2 separate regions of the Mus musculus genome follow, and region 1 is linked to region 2. The links are chromatin loops, found by intact Hi-C in ENCODE. Cell type or tissue: heart. All regions are shown on one strand.

Region 1 (8,000 bases), 110 kb before region 2:
ATGTAATGAGACACTGTCTTAAAACAAACAAACAAAACCGAAACAAAAAAGCCTCCCCCAAAGCAAAACTAACTAATACATTAAAACAAACAAAAAAAAAACTAGGAAAACAAGCCAAGTGTGGTAGCATATACCTATAGTCTTATCACATAGAAGGCTGAGGCTGGAGGATTGCGAATATGAGCTCACCCTGGACTACTTAGTGAGTTCAGGGTAGCCTGGGCTACATAGTGAGACTTTATAATAATAAATAAAAATTTAAAAACTCTTTTGGCGGGCTGGAGAGATGGCTCAGCGGTTAAGAGCACTCACTGCTCTTCTGAAGGTCCTGAGTTCAAATCCCAGCAACCACATGATGGCTCACAACCATCTTTAATGAGATCTGACGCCCTCTTCTGGAGTGTATGAAGACAGCTACAGTGTACTTACATATAATAAGTAAATAAATCATTTTTTTTTTAAAAAAACTCTTTTGGCAAAGAGCTTGATAAGCATTGCATCTTGGTTTTCATCAGAGTGCTAACTATAGTGAGTGTGCAGCAAACCTTTCTTGTTCCTGGAATTTGTGCAGGCTAGACCCAGGCCCTGGCCTCTTTTCTTTGAGCTCCCTGTTAAATAGCTCTAGGCTGGGATTTCTTTGCTGTGTGAACTTCTGACCCTGTTCCTTCTGGAATGCTGAGCTGGAGGAGAAAACAGGAGGTGATGAGGGCCCGGGGATCAGTCTCAGACGGGAGCAGCAGATGGAGCTGGGGACCGCTTACTGATCGTGGCCTGGAATCTGGCAGAAAAGGAAAAAGGTGTGTGCCAGGGCTCCTGGTGAGCTGGCAGCGGAGGCTTGGCTTCTTGTTCAGTTAATTGAGGTAATTTCTGCTGCCACCTTTTGGATAGAAGCGAGACTCTCCTTCCTCCAAGCCACAGATCACTTGCCTGCCCCTTGCCCCATTCCCTTGCACAGAGGCAGAACTCTAAATTTAGCTCCATTTATTTAGCTAGTCCTTAAAACTTTGTCACCTAGAAAAATAATTATAGGATTTCTCTGACAGTCTGAGATACATGGAGTGCACCAAATTACAGGTGTAATTTGGAGATCCAACTGGGATCACCAAATAAAATTGGCAGCAGTGGCCTAATTCCAGAATAATCTATGTGGCGTTGGAGAGATTTTTGTTCCTGGGGTTCTTCTTTTGAATCTGCAAACTATGCCAAGAGGTCAAGGGAACCGAACATCACTAACAGAAGGGACCTTAGGACTGAGGTGCAGATCCCAGCTTTCTTCCCATATGGCAGAACCGCCCCCTAAGAAAGTTATCCATCTTTCGCTGCACAGGGAACTGGCCTCTACTCTGTTCAGCCAAGAGTCTGTCCAGATGGATGGGGAGAGGAGAGGACGGCTTCATCCTTTTCTTCTTCCTGCTTCCTCTGTGTTTTCTATCACTGTAAACCGCAGAATCCAAAGCTGGTCTCCCAAGGCAACACTGAAGCCCAGGAGACGAAAAAGCAACTTGCAACTCCTTCTGGGAAGTGTGTGCAGAAAGCTACAGAGGGATGGATGATTCTGTTACCCACTCATTCTTCATATAGGGCTAAGTCCCTGCATTTGCAAAGTTTTGCAAGGAGATCAGGGTCTCATGGGAATGAGGGGAGGGGAGACAGAGGTGCTGGGTAATGTAAGACCTGTAGAGGCCATCATTAAAGGACTTGGAGGGTACATCCAGTGTCCAGTGTCATTGGTGTCTGTAGATATCCCTGACTACCTGCCCGTCAGTCCACTCCTTGGTTGTTTATCATAACCTTCCTGTAGGAGAGAAAGGTTTTCCAACAGGCAGCTCCCTAGAGTCAGGAAAGAGTCTAAGGATTCCATTTAAGAGTAGGTGTGGTGGCTTACACTTATAAACCTAATATCCTAGAAGCTGGGGTAGAAGGACCACTCCAATGTCAAAGGCATCCTGGATGATATGGAGTTCTAGGGAAGCCTGGATCACAGCCTGAGTCAAGGCATGGGCTGGGAATCCAGCTGAGCTGGTAGCATGCTTGCCCGGCATTCATAAAGCCCTGGGTTCAGTCCTCAGCACTACATAAACTTGGCATGGGAAATGGTGCATGCCAATCACTGCAGCACTTACAAGGAGAGACAAGAGCAACAGAACTGCAAGCTCATCCTTGGTTAAAATAGGGAATTACAGGCCAGCCTGTACTACATGATACCCTGTCCCAAACAAGAGAACCAACAAGTCAACACTTCCTACAGAAGTTAACCCTTGCACAGCCTCTCACCCAGAAGAGCCAGCCTAAACTTTCCAGCCCTACCCCCTGTCTCTCTCCATGGAGCACCCTTCCCGTAACCGTCCCCCTCATGCCAGGCCCCACACTTTGGGATATCTTGGCACAGCCTCTTAGCTCTAACAAGAAGTCTCCTGGATGACTTGGGCACTCAACACCATCTAGGCTTCACCCACCAAGTAACCAGAGGAGCTACCTCTTTTCTGGTCACTGGCTTAGCCTGCATGTTCCTCATTCATCTGTCTGTTAGCCTGCGCCCCTCTCTCGGTCATCCTCATCCGCAATCTGTCACAGCCTGCTCTGCACTCCACGGATTACCTGCAGCATCCAGTTCCATCCCTTGCCTTCTCAGAGGCCCGGAGAGCACTGGTAGCATTTAATAAATGTCCGTAGACTTCCAACCGTGAAAGCAACAGCATACAGCAAACAGTTATGGAGAACGTAGGCTGCCAAGTGCTGTATTAATTGCAGGCACTGTGTTATTCAACACATGTAATAGCAGTATAAGGGAATTCTACTTTAGCATGTACCAAGGGATGATATAATACTTATGAGCTATGAATGCAGCCCAACACAAATCTGTACACTTAACCTAAAATATTATGAAATTGGGGGCTGGGGAGACCACTCAGCAGTTACCATTGCTTAAGATTTTCCAGAGGACACTGTAATTTCAGCTTTAGGGAATCAAACTTCCTCTTTTGACCTGATATCGTGCACACACACACTCACGTGCACAAATACTCATGCACACACACACAAATATTGAATAGTTATGACATGTAAACATTTATTCATTATCATTGTATATGTATGTTTGTCCCAGAGTGACTGGGATTACGGTGGAATGGAAGGGAGGAATATGTGGGTCTCTTTTAAGCATCCTTCCAGCTGCTGGGGATGTGAAGGGACATGCCTATGCTGCAATTTTTATGTTGCGATCAAAGAACAGCTTTGGGGAGTCCTCTCCTTCGACCATGATGTCGGTTCCGGGATCGAACTCAGCCCATCGGGCTTGCAGAATGAGCAGGCTTTTACTCACTGAGCCATTTTGAGATTTTCTCTTTAATAACTCAATTGTGTTAATGTCAAACATGGACTTTGTATACAAGAACATCATGTCCTGATGTCAAAAGGTCACACATTCCTGCCTCTAGTACACATTCCCATTTTGTAGAGGAGAAAAGAGAGTCATGAGGTCATTTAAATAATTTTTCCTAGCTCACTCGGTGAGTGAGAGCAGGGACCAGAGGCCACAGCCAATTTAAATTAAAGAATAAAGAAAGAAATGATGTCTTTGGCAAGCGATATCTAGACTCTCCATCCAGAATTTAGATGGGGCCCCATTTCAGTAGTAGCACGTCACTATTTATTGTCAGGAAAAGTGGTTGGGAAATGAATGTGTGAATCTCCATGGGAAAGGAAAGGCCTTTAGCTCTTCAAATAACCATCATCCCTTAGTTCCCAATCTGACATAACTCTTCCTAAGAAACTCCTAGGAAAAACAAAACAAGGAAGGCACTCCTCTTCGGTCTCCCACCACCCAACCCTCCCTTCTTACCCTGTCCATCACCAATTCCCAGAACCACCAGCGTCCCCAGCAGCTGGAATGCTGCTTAGAAGAGACACACGTATCCCAGCCCTCCCTCCCTTTCCTCCCTTATCCCAGTCACACCGGGGCAGAACGCTGGCTTGAAATCTGTATGCAGGAGTGGTTGGGAAGGCTGAAGAGAGCAATTTTTGTTTCACATCATTTCTTTGTATAATGTTGTATCCTTGTGACAAGTCCCCATAATACAGCTTAACTCCACCAATTGCTGCCTGAAGACCTATCTTTAATGTCACAGGAACAATGGGCGTCCTTCCAAAAAAGAAGGGGGGAAATGACTTGCTTTGAAAGAGTTGGAGAAGAAAAGTGCAGAATGTTCCAGCTTAACGTGAGGGGGGGAAGAAAGTTAGCAGCTGTGTGCCGGCTCCCGGCTGCAAGACAGAGCAGCTCTGCCAGCCTCATCTGTCTGTGTGCAGCGCACCGAGGCAGAAGTCTCTCAGCATGGGTAGTGTGGCCAGGGAGATGGGGTGGGGTGGGGGGAATCTAGCTATCTGTGTAGCTGTGGGTATGGAGTTTCTCTGCTTTCCAGTAAATAGTCTGCTTTCTCTTCACAGACCACGGAGACTCCATGCGTCTGTGGAATTCTGCCAAGTGGTTCTCTTCCTTTGGCCACTCCTCACTAGGCTTGGAGATAAAACTAGACACTGAGCAATCATGTCAGGAGGACTTGGGGCACTTAACTCCAATCACAACCCCCTTTCGAGGCTTGGGCTTACCTGTCCAGTTCACACTCTACACTTGCCACTTGGTTTCTGATATTTCATCTACACGAAAGCATTTTGGAATTTTTCAAATGAAACAGTTTCCTTTGGTTGTGTCCTCTGACCCAGTGCCTTGGTGCATACTAATTTCTCTGCCTCCGATGTTCCAGAACATTTTTCTTATCTTTAAGACTTAGCTCACTGGGTCAGGGTGGCACACACCTGTGATCCATGCCCTTGGGAAGCAGGAACGTTGCAGTAACTTCAAGTGCAGCCTGGTCTACATAGTGAGGTCCAGGCCAGCCAGTGATACAACCAAAGATCTTATCTTAAAACAAAACAAAACAAAACAAACAAACAAACAAAAATAAAAACAAACCAGGGAAATGGCTCAGTTGGTAGAGAAATTGCTTGTGTAAGCATAAGGATCCGAGGCCGGGTGTGGTGGTGCACGCCTTTAATCCCAGCACTTGGGAGACAGAGGCAGGCGGATTTCTGAGTTCGAGGCCAGCCTGGTCTACAAAGTGAGTTCCAGACAGCCAGGGCTACACAGAGAAACCCTGTCTCGAAAAACAACAACAACAACCAAGCATAAGGACCCGAGTTCAGTCACCAGCACCCATGTAGCAGCTGGCCATGGTGTCATGAGTGGAACCTCATAGCTAGGGAGGCACAGCAAGGAGGAGCCCTGAGATTTGATGGCCAACCAATCTAGCCAGATCCGTGAGCTTCAGGCCAATACAACAAGGTGAGAGCCGGAGAGGTGGTGCCGTGGTTAAAAGCTCTTTTGTTCTGGGTTTGAATCCCACCACCTCCGTGCAGCTTAGAACCACCCATAACTCCCATTTCAGAGTATTCAGTGCCCTCTTCTGACCTCTGTGGGTACTAGGGATGCATGTGGTACACGGACAAACATGCAGGCAAAACACTCATTTACATAAAATAAAAAAAATCTTTTAAGAAATGTGCAAAAGTTAAAACAACATAAAAAGTGATTGAAGAAAACATGTGGCACCAACTTCTGGCCTCCACATTCGTGAGCACACACACAGACACACACGTACACCTGCTCACACTTGTGCACACATGCATACAGACACATACACATGAAAACAAAGACTTACCTCAACTATTTCTGCCTTTGGGTTCCAGGCTACTACTATCACAGCAGACATTAGTGTGTATGCAATTCATTGAGTCACATGACTACTGCCCAATTCACTGGTGATCTTTTCGGGAAGAGAGACCTTGCCTTACCATGTAAATACAGATACCAATGTGGCTGCGGCAGTTGACACAGCTTAGTGCCTGGCACGAAAATATGCACTCAATGAAAACTCATTGCATTGAGATGATCTAAAACAGAGGTTCTCAACCCGGCTAGAAATGAGGATTACGTGCAGGGTTGAAAGGTGTGCATGCTGATGACAAGGCCCTTATCCTAGAGCAAAGTAAATAGGACCTTTGGATCTGAGATGTCTGAATTCAGCCCGTGTTTGAGTCACCCTAAGGGCTCATTAAAGCACCAATGGCTAAGCTTACTCCAGAGTTTCTGCCCGTTGCTTTTATGGTTTGAATCTGAAATGTGCCCCACAAGTTCCTGCTTGGACACTTGGTCCCTAGCCATTGTGGCAACTTGGAAGTGGGGCCTTTCTGGAGGAAGGAGGCCCTACAGGGTATATTTTCCTTGACGAGTTCCTGGCTTACTGTCTGCTTCCTGGTTTTGTGATATGCACAGTTGCTCTTTGCCACAGGCTCCTGTAACCATGGGGTACTGCTCCAGACATAGACTGAGTAACTACGAGCTGAATCCTATGAAACCCTGAGCCAAAAGAAAGAATTCCTTCCCTAAGGAGTTTGGGTCAGGGATTTGGTAACAGCTTTGTGAAAGTGAAGTGGGCGTTAGAAATGTGGATGCTCTCTCTCTGGGGACCACGCTTTCAGAAACACTGTGCAGAAAATGGCTTTCTTCTTCACCACCATCAGTCGGCTTCTGTCAGATGAATCTCTTTTATATACCCTGTACTGGGCAACGATGCAGGGCTCCTTGTTTGCCCTAAGCCAAAATCAGAGAAGCCCCTCTTCGTCTAAGATGCATAGGAAGCACGTGGCTTGTTACACTGCCAGCATGGAGCCAGGGCCCAAGGTGATCCCAAGCTTCTATATTTCGTACAAGTTCCTATGCAGTGCCAGCGCTCTGCAGCAGGAGTTGGCAAACTTCCTCCGTGTAGGACCAGATAGTAAACCTTTAGGCATCACAGGTCATGAAATCTCTGCTGTGACTACGCAACTCTGATCTTATAGCCCAACCGCAGCCCTACTCAATGCAGTCATGGCTGTGCGCCAATAAAACTTTGTTTACAAAAGCAGGTTGAAAAGGTGGGAATTTCCCAAATGGGTAATAGTTGGCTAATTCTGATTATAGAGATTTGAGGGAACAAAACCGTGTGCCTTTGCTGTGCTAAAGCGAGGTGCAGGAGGTCAAAGAGAAGGGACGGAAGAGCTGGTTTTGCAGCTTCAAATTAATTTAAGCTCTGAGCAGAGGAGGGAGAGGAGGGAGGATCTCGTGGGCAGAGGCACAGACTGAGCAAAGGTAAAGAGGAAAGACGGAGAACATGGTGGAAATAATGAACAGACCAGAATGTGGGCAATTAGACTGCATTAGCTTCAAAGTGACCCACTTAACTCTCAAGTCCTGATCCCCTCCCCACACCAGAACTTGAAGTCTGCTTTAGAACATTTACCAGGGCAGGCTGTCCTGGGAAATAAAAGATCAGGCAGGAGTCAAGCAGCGTATGAGGTGGGAAGATAGATCCCTGACTCTTGAGTTTCCTTACCATTGTTGAATTCCAGGTTCCCGCTGTAGAAGCAGGAGCAATGGGAAGTCCTGAGATCTGAGAGTTATTAGCATGTGTTCAGCATTGTCCTGGCACCTTATTACATTGTCACACTTAATCCTACCAACGCTGTGCAGTATGTGTAACAGCCCCATGTTAGAGGAGCCCAAAGGTGATGGGTACGGTTATATATATATAACCGTATATATATATGAGAAGTGATGACCCCATAAAGACAAGAAGCATTCTGCTACCAGAAGAAGAACACAGTTCAGTCGTTTCCATTGTCTGGCATAGATCCATATAATTTTTCTTAAGACTCCCACTAAATATAGCGAAAACATCCAACACTAAGAGCACACTTAGATATATTCTAGAGGGGAGAACAGATGAAATGGATGACCTTTGTTAAACATTCAATACATGCCAGTCACTATAATTGTTCTACTTGAATTGACTTATGCAATCCTATAAGAATGTGATGAATTAGGAGTTGCTATTTATTTATTTATTTATTTATTTATTTATTTATTTATTTATTTATTTATTGTTTTTTTTGAGACAGGGTTTCTC
Region 2 (8,000 bases):
AGGAACCTATGGAACTTTCAGGAGGTATCCTTACTGGAGGAAACGTGTCACTGGGAACTGACTTTGAGGGTTTACAACCTTGCCCTACTCCCAGTTCCTTCTCTCCAGACCCGCGTAAGCAGTTGCCAAGATGCTCTCTCTGCTTCCTGCTCCTGCTGCCATGCCTTCTCTGCTGTTATTGACATCTAGCCCTCTGGAACCATAAGCCAAAATAAACGCTTCCTTAAACTGCATCTGAACACAGCAACAAAGGTAACAAATGTGTGAGGCTTAGACCAGCTATTAGTGTCATCTGCAAAAACCAACAGCACTGTGAGCCCCTCCCCAACTCATAGAGATGCATTCATGATGATGGATGCTAAGTTTTCAACCGAAAACTTTTTCTTGTACCCTTGGTGCCTATTAGAACTTTGCATTGCTATATTCTGGCATTCGATGTATAGAGCTATGTTAAGGTTTACATATTGATATTTTAAGGGTGTTTGAATAGTTCACTTCAAATTGTATATAACTTAAACTCTGCTGCCTTTCCTATCCATCTCTGTCCCCAGCTCACAGGACATACTAGCTATGAAACCCTGAAGAGAGGAGAATGATACAATACCCTTTTTCTTAGTCATCTTTTGTGCCTGACTCCTCCACTGTGCAATGGAGCCTATACCTTCTCACTTGCTTGGAGAATACACACTTCTTCACAAAAGGCACGTGCATGCATATGTGTGTGTGTGTGTGTGTGTGTGTGTGTGTGTATGAGTGTGCATGTATGGGTGAGTGTGACTGAGGCTACACGAGTGTCATAGCAACTTTGAGAAAGTCATAGGAAAACCCAAGGTATGGTTTTTCCTTCTACCTTGCTTTGAGGCAGGTTGACTGCTACTGTATACACCAGGCTAGCTGGCCTACAAGCTTACACAGATCCTCATTTCCCCCTCTTATCTCACTATAGGAGCACTGGGAATGCAGATACAGTGCCTGGCTTTCATATGGGTTCTGGAGATTTGAACTATGCCCTCATATTTGTAGGGCAAGCCCTCTTCCCACTAAGCCATCTCCTTAGCTCCTCAGATCTTCATAGAAAAAATGTGACAGTAGCTATGGAGGCTCAGCCACATCACTCCCTCCCCTTCCTCTCTCAAAGTCATTGCCCTCAGGTTTTGGGTTCCATCATTCCTATAGAAGGGTTCTCACCAGGACTCCCATGACCTCCATGTTGCAAAATCCAGTGTCATTTTCTCTGTTTTCCTCATGCCCAGGGTCTCGGCTCCCTCTTTCTTGGACCAACTTTGTCACTTGTTCTCAGGGCACCACTTCCTCATGAGTCTTTGTGTCTCATCTAGTTCTTGGGGCCCCTGGTGCCTTGGAACTCTGTTCTTAGTCTACTTGTCTTTTGTGTCTATTTTTATCCCCTGGAAGATGATAATAATTTCATCCTGTACCATGTGGAATCTGACAATTGACAATGAATAGCCTCAAGTTCGACATGCCAATGACATTTTAGATTTAACAAATCCAAGACCCATCTTCTAGCTCCCTGTCTCAAACTTCCAGCCCACATATGGCTGTTTTGGGTATAGACCCGTTCTTTCAGGTATCCACACATGGTGTCATACCCTTAGCCTTTCATCTTCCAAATGCTCTTGCAGTCTGACTGCCTTTTGCCTCACTCTGGTGGGACCACTGTCTCCTCTGCCTACATTCCAGCAGCAGGCTCTGGATGGTTCATCTGTACCCATAGTGAGGGTATTAGGAACAACACAACCACATAACATCACTTTTTTGTGTGCTAAAACACTATAACCAAAAGGAACATAAGGAAGAACTATTTACATTTGGTTGATGGCTCTAACGGAAGAGTGCACAATAATGGGGAGAGCATGGCAGCAAGAGGCTGGAGCAGGAAGCTGAGCAGTCCCATCTTAACTACAAATGCAGGGCAGAGAAAAAGAACTGGAAGTGGGGACATACATCCTTCAACAAGGACATACATACCTTCTAAGGGTTCCATAAAATCCCCCAAAATAACACCAACCAGGGACCACGTGCTCAAACACATGAGCCTTGGTGAGCATTTTCCATTCAAGCCATTTCAGTGATCCTGAGAGAATGTTCTTATGTCCTAGTCCTTCTTGATCCAGTACACAACCCCATGGCGTTCTGTATCAAGTCCCTGACGCAGAATCCCATCTTACTAGAAGGTTCTTCTCAAACCACCTTATCAGAAGTCATCAATCCCTTTTAGCCCTCTGCATCTCTCTGTTCTCACTCAGGCTGATTCTTATGTGTATTTCTCTGCCAGGTATATTTATCCACCTCCCTACAGAGCCAACACTTTCCCTTTTACATTGACTACCTTATCCTTAACTCAGAGTACATATTGTTGAAGCAGTGGCTGACCCACAGGAACAGAGGTGTAAGCACAGACCAGGGCCTGATGTCAGAATGGAAAAGAGGCAGTTGGAACAGACTCCTTCAAGGAGAGATATGACATGCTACAGAGTCACTAAGTGAACAAAGTTTTCACATAAACTTAGATGAAATTCACACATCTCTATCTTCAGGTCATCCTTTCTGTGGTTAAATGATCAGCTTGGGGGAGGAGGGTGTCTAAGGATGAAGCTCGGTGGGTAGAGTGCTTGCTTAGGGTCTTAGTCAGGGTTTCTATTCCTGCACAAACATCATGACCAAGAAGCAAGTTGGGGAGGAAAGGGTTTATTCAGTTTACATTTTCCATACTGCTGTTCATCACCAAAGGAAGTCAGGACTGGAACTCAAGCAGGTCAGGAAGCAGGAACTGATGCAGAGGCCATGAAAGGATGTTCTTTACTGGCTTGTTCAGCTTGCTCTCTTATAGAACTCAAGACTACCAGCCCAGAGATGGTCCTACCCACAAGGGGCCTTTGCCCCTTGATCACTAACTGAGAAAATGCCTTACAGTTGTATCTCATGGAGGCATTTCCTCAACTGAAGCTCCTTTCTCTGTGATAACTCCAGCCTGTGTCAAGTTGACACAAAACTAGCCAGTACACTTAGCTTACATAAAACCCCAGGTCTGATCTAGCACCTCACAAGCCAGGTGGTGCACACCAGCAATCTAAGCACTCGGGAATCACAGCACTTGAGAAATGGAAGCAGGAGGTCAGAAGTTTAAGGTCATCCTTGACTATATCAGAGCCAGCCTGGGTTATATGAGGCCCTATCGAAAGGAGGGGAATAAAAGAAAAATATATGACAGACATCCAAATTTCTCTCCTATAAAGAGATCCTACACTTGGGTGTCTTTTTCCATGTCCAGTTGAAATGAAGATTTATGATGTCCATATGTTCATACCCATGATCCTTCATTCTTCCACGAGCAAAAGAAAATTTACTCAGAGACTTTAATCATTCATGTTTGGCTAAACTAGACCTGGAACTTTCATGTTCCTAGAGATGGTTTGTTGGAATAGCATTGCTGTGACACTGCTTAGGACTCACACTGATTGGCACACAGACCTACCAGGGCTCTACATAAGGATGGCTAATGTCAGCAGCTGCCACTAGAGGGCTACTCACAGCCAGGACTCAAAGGAATCAGTTCGTTCACTGACTGCCCCCAGGACACAATGAACTCTTAGCAGAGAACTAGTCCCATTACTGTGGCTTTGATGTCCCTAGAAAGCTCCCCACCCACTGGTATCATGGAAGGACACCCTTAGAAGTATCACCTTCCACGGACCTTTGTATAAAGACGGAGAGGCAGGGAGATGGTTTCTGTCACTTGAAAAATATGTCTCTCTTTAGTACTAGCATTTGCAAGGACTCCAAGCAAAAGTTCCATGTTTTATTCTGTAAATATTAAAGCATTTATGGGCTACCTAAAAACCACATCTTTATGCAAGAGTTGAGAGCTCACAGACTGAGAGACTCTCTCAAGAATCTTAGGAGTAATGAATTGATAACTTGGAATAACACATCTGTTTGGCATACTCATGCCTGAGGCCTTTCGTTAAGTAGTTCTCAAACTCCTGTGGGGACAGATTAAAGTACCAGGCCAGCGTATTTCAGACCTGAGCTACACACCTGATGCACTTCCGTTGTGTACTTTTTATTAGGGTTCACAATTTTAACTATTTTGAACTTCACAATGTCATGGTCTCTGGTGTTCAATCTTCATAATTACCTAATTACATCCTAGAAAAGAAAAATGTTTCTTAACACCCCTCTCACAGTCACTCCCAAAATTCCTGTTCTCACTGAATTGTCACTTCTCATTCCACCCTCAATCTCCTGAGCCCCTGCCAGTGACCAATGTACTTTCCGTCTCTGTGATTCATGCACACTCTGCATAAGTTCCATTGTACAGTATGTGGTTTCTTAAGTCTGGCTTCCTCTACTTATTCTTATTTCTCAAGGTTCAGCCATTGCTATACATATTAGAACTTTATTCCTTTTATGGCTGAATAATAGCCTGCTACACAAATGCATTCCTTTCCAAAAAGCTGGTAATCCATTTGTTGGCTGACATTTGAGGTCTGGTCACTTCTAGGCCATTTAAATAATGCTATTTTAACCATTTTGTATCCAAGGTTGTGCTTGGATACCGCTTCTTGTTTCTCTTTGGTCGATTCTGGAAGTAGAGATGTAGTCAACACTGAATGGATATTCTTGGCACTGGAGCACAAAGAAGAAAACTTGTCGCCCCCCCCCCCCAGCCCCCAAGCAAAACCTTTGCTTCCTAGCTGCTGTTCATTTGTACAGGTGCCTGCCACGCACTGGGAATACATCATACACCTGTGAACAAAACCAATGAGAATCTAAGGTCTTGTGAGGTTTATACTCATTACTTTCCTTATGGCTGTGGCAGAGAAAGATGACAAAAGCCACTTAAGACAGGAAGAGCCCGTTGAAGCTTACAGCTTTAGGGGATAGACTGTTATTGGGGGAAAACAAGACAGCAGTGGTGTGAGGTGGCTGACCACATTGCATCTGCAGACAGGAAGTAGGGAGCAATGAACGCTGATAGTCAGCTCACTTTCTCCATTTTTACTCAGTATTGGCCCCCCGGTCCGTGGAATGATGTCCCCAAAGTTAGAGTGAGATTTCCCACCTGGATTCCCTCAGTCTAGAGCACTGGTTCTCAACTCGTGCGTCTCAACTCCTCTGAGGGTTGAATGACCCTTTCATAGGGGTCACCTAAGACAACCAGAAAACACAGATATTTACATTATGGTTCCTAAGAGTAGAGAAATTAAAGTTATGAAGTAGCAACAAAAATAATTTTATGGTTGGAAATCACCACAACCTGCAAAACTGTATTAAAGGTTCGAAGAATTGGGAAGTTTGAGAGTCACTGGTCAAGAGCTTCCCCCACAGACATACACAGAGGTTTGTCTCCTAGGTCCTTCTGGATCCTACCAAGGTGACAATCAGTAGAGTTCTCAGTCAAGAGAGGAGATGGGGATGAGGTGGGTGAAGAGATGAGTAGACCATTTGGATAAGGATGAAGGACACCCTGAACTCGGAATGTCAGGACAGCCTCTCTGTTGAGCTGACCTTTGAGTTGGCACCTGACGGGAAGGAATGGGTCATATGAAGAGCCACAGAGAGAGGCATGTGAGGACACAGACAGAGGAAACAACGGCTGAAAAAGCTCTAGGGAGAGGACAAATGTGACATGTTGAATGACCCAGCTCTCAGGCTCAGCTCCCTTCCCGGGCCACTGAAGGCTCTCCTCTGTGCTCACACCTACCAGTGGCCCCTACTTGCCAGCCACCCTCCAGTCCTTACCTCCTTCCCCTTCTACTGTCTCCTCTCAACAACTAGACAGGAATAAACCACTGACACTTGGAAATGTCGTCCTTCTTCCTCTTAGACGATAAGCCAACACCCCATTGGGTTCTTTTCAGCCATTAAGCCACCTTTCTCATTCCCTTTACTCTGAAGCATATCCGGGAATATCTACAATGGGATGAACATTCCCCTGCCATTAATTCTTCAGCCTCCAGCAAAGCAAATTGCCTTGTGTCCCGCAGTAAGAAGCCCAAGAACTTGTCTCCCCAAGTTCTCATTCTATTTGTCAAATCAAGTGGTACCCTTCCCTCCTTAGTTAATCTCTTGCTATAGTGGAGACCCCTGAGCACTTTTTAAAAAAAAAAAATAATATTTTCTCAATGAGAATAGAGTTCTTCAATTTATTGTGATTATGGTTTTCCTCCTCCAACTGCTCCAAGATCCTCCCCACCCGGCTCCTGTGCGTGCTGTGAGCTGTAGGTGTGAGCCCTCCTTCTTCCACCCCGCCCCTGCCCACACACACATATCTTTCCTGTTACCCATTTTTTAGATGTTGGTGACACTCGGGGCATATTCTAAGCCCCCTTTTATCTCATTATCCCTTCATGAGGCAATATCAACCAACTAGTCATGATGCTGAATGGCTTTTCCACATCACTCAAGAACTTTTCCCGCTCGAAAAACTTTATCTGTAATCCCATCATCAGTACTCATGGAGCTTTTACTGTCAGGATAGACACAGCAACAGGAAGTTTAAGGCATCTACTTACAGATCCCCAACTGAGGCCGAACAAGGCAGCACTTTGCCTTCCTGTTTTAGTTCTTAATAATTAGCATATCACAAACTGGATCATCATCTTCACCTCATTTCTCCCTAATTCTCTGTTTCTCTTTCTAGTTTCCTTGGCTCCATTAATAACTAAAGCAAAAACATGCATTTACTTTCATGATCAATTTATCAGCTTCACATTTTTGTCTACTCTCTTGTCTTAAACACAAGAAGTCTGTGTTATGCCTTATGGTGAAAATATATTTTAGAAAAGCTTTATTATGGGTTGAGTTGGAGTGTTGTTGGCCATGATTTCATTAGTCACAAGTCAATGATATTAAAAAAAAGATGTTCTTAAATGAAAACATACATAAATAAGGTTATCTATTAAATAAAGATGAGACTGTTGTGAGAGTCACAAGACACCCCACCCCCCACTCTATCTTTTGCTAGGAGCAATGGCTTGGTGTTTCCTAATTTAGTGTTCATGGTAGCTTTGCAGAACTCTAATAAAAAGAATCAATTATACAATCCAAACAAAAATGCCCCTGAGAGAATTTGATCTGCCACTCAGGTGTCTCATCTTTTGTAAATTGAAATATTCAATTGTTGGGATGTCTAATCTTGACTGTCAACTTGACATGCTTAGGAAGAAGACAACACATCTGAGACATTGCCTCTATCAAACCATGGGCTTGTCTTTGGGAGCATCATCCTGATTGCTAGTTGACATAAGAGAGCCCAGCGCACTGTCTGTGGTACTATTTAGGGAGGTGGGACTGAGCTGTAAAAGAAAGGTTGCTGAATGTGATGCTTGAAGCAAGCCAGTGGGCAGTGTTCTCTTGTGGTCTCTGTCTCAGTTCCTACCTCCACACTCCTGCCGAGAGTTTCTGCCATGGCTTCCTTTAATGATGAATCATTACCTGTAAGCTAAAATAACTCTGTTCCTTTCCAACTTGTTTTTGGTCATGGTGTTTATCACAGCAACAGAAAAGCAAATTAGAACAGTTGTGTACTGGACAATTCTCCTCAGTGACCCCAATAATAATACTCAGCATATCCAAAACTAGACTCTCATCTTGGCCCCATCTGCTCCTGTCTTCCTATTCATCTGTCTAGTTTCTTTGTCTTGACTCATGACTTGACTATCTAGCAATGGTCCTAGTATCCTCAACGTCCCTTCTCTCAAGTCCCCGTATCTAGGCATAACGTCAACATTGTCTTCGTTGCATCTTAAGCTAGCTTTCTTTGCCCTGTTACTTTCACCGCATCTGGTTCTGGCTATGATTGTCACTGGCTTTCTGAAGTGTCTCTCTTTTAGCCTTTTCTAACAAGTTTCTATCCGATGTCAGAATCTTATTTCTGTGATGCAGATCCAATGGAGCTGGGCAAATCTTCACATTTAGAATCTTCCCTGGCTCCCCACTGCAAGCAACACTGACTCCAAACTGCAGTCAGCCAT

What was found. Hi-C counts contacts between places; a loop is a spot of excess contacts. Peaks named below come from ENCODE experiments on the same cell type or tissue, not always from the same donor. Only the 100,000 strongest peaks of a DNase experiment are listed, where the experiment ranks them.
Region 1: it touches region 2 in a loop (2.2-fold over the local background); 1 of 42 quality-filtered maps calls a loop at or near these places.

What each region holds. Positions count from the first base shown.
Region 1 is chr4:55,121,382-55,129,381 of GRCm38, forward strand. No RefSeq gene overlaps it. Among named protein-coding and RNA genes, the nearest start is that of Gm12514, 14 kb to the right of the region's middle. In heart, a CTCF peak has its summit at 875 (motif pointing left); a DNase peak (open chromatin) is centred at 4,300.
Region 2 is chr4:55,228,177-55,236,176 of GRCm38, forward strand. All of the region lies in intron 2 of Gm34231 (a long non-coding RNA gene), which reads left to right. Among named protein-coding and RNA genes, the nearest start is that of Gm34231, 24 kb to the left of the region's middle. In heart, a CTCF peak has its summit at 3,540 (motif pointing right); no DNase peak of the experiment used is centred here.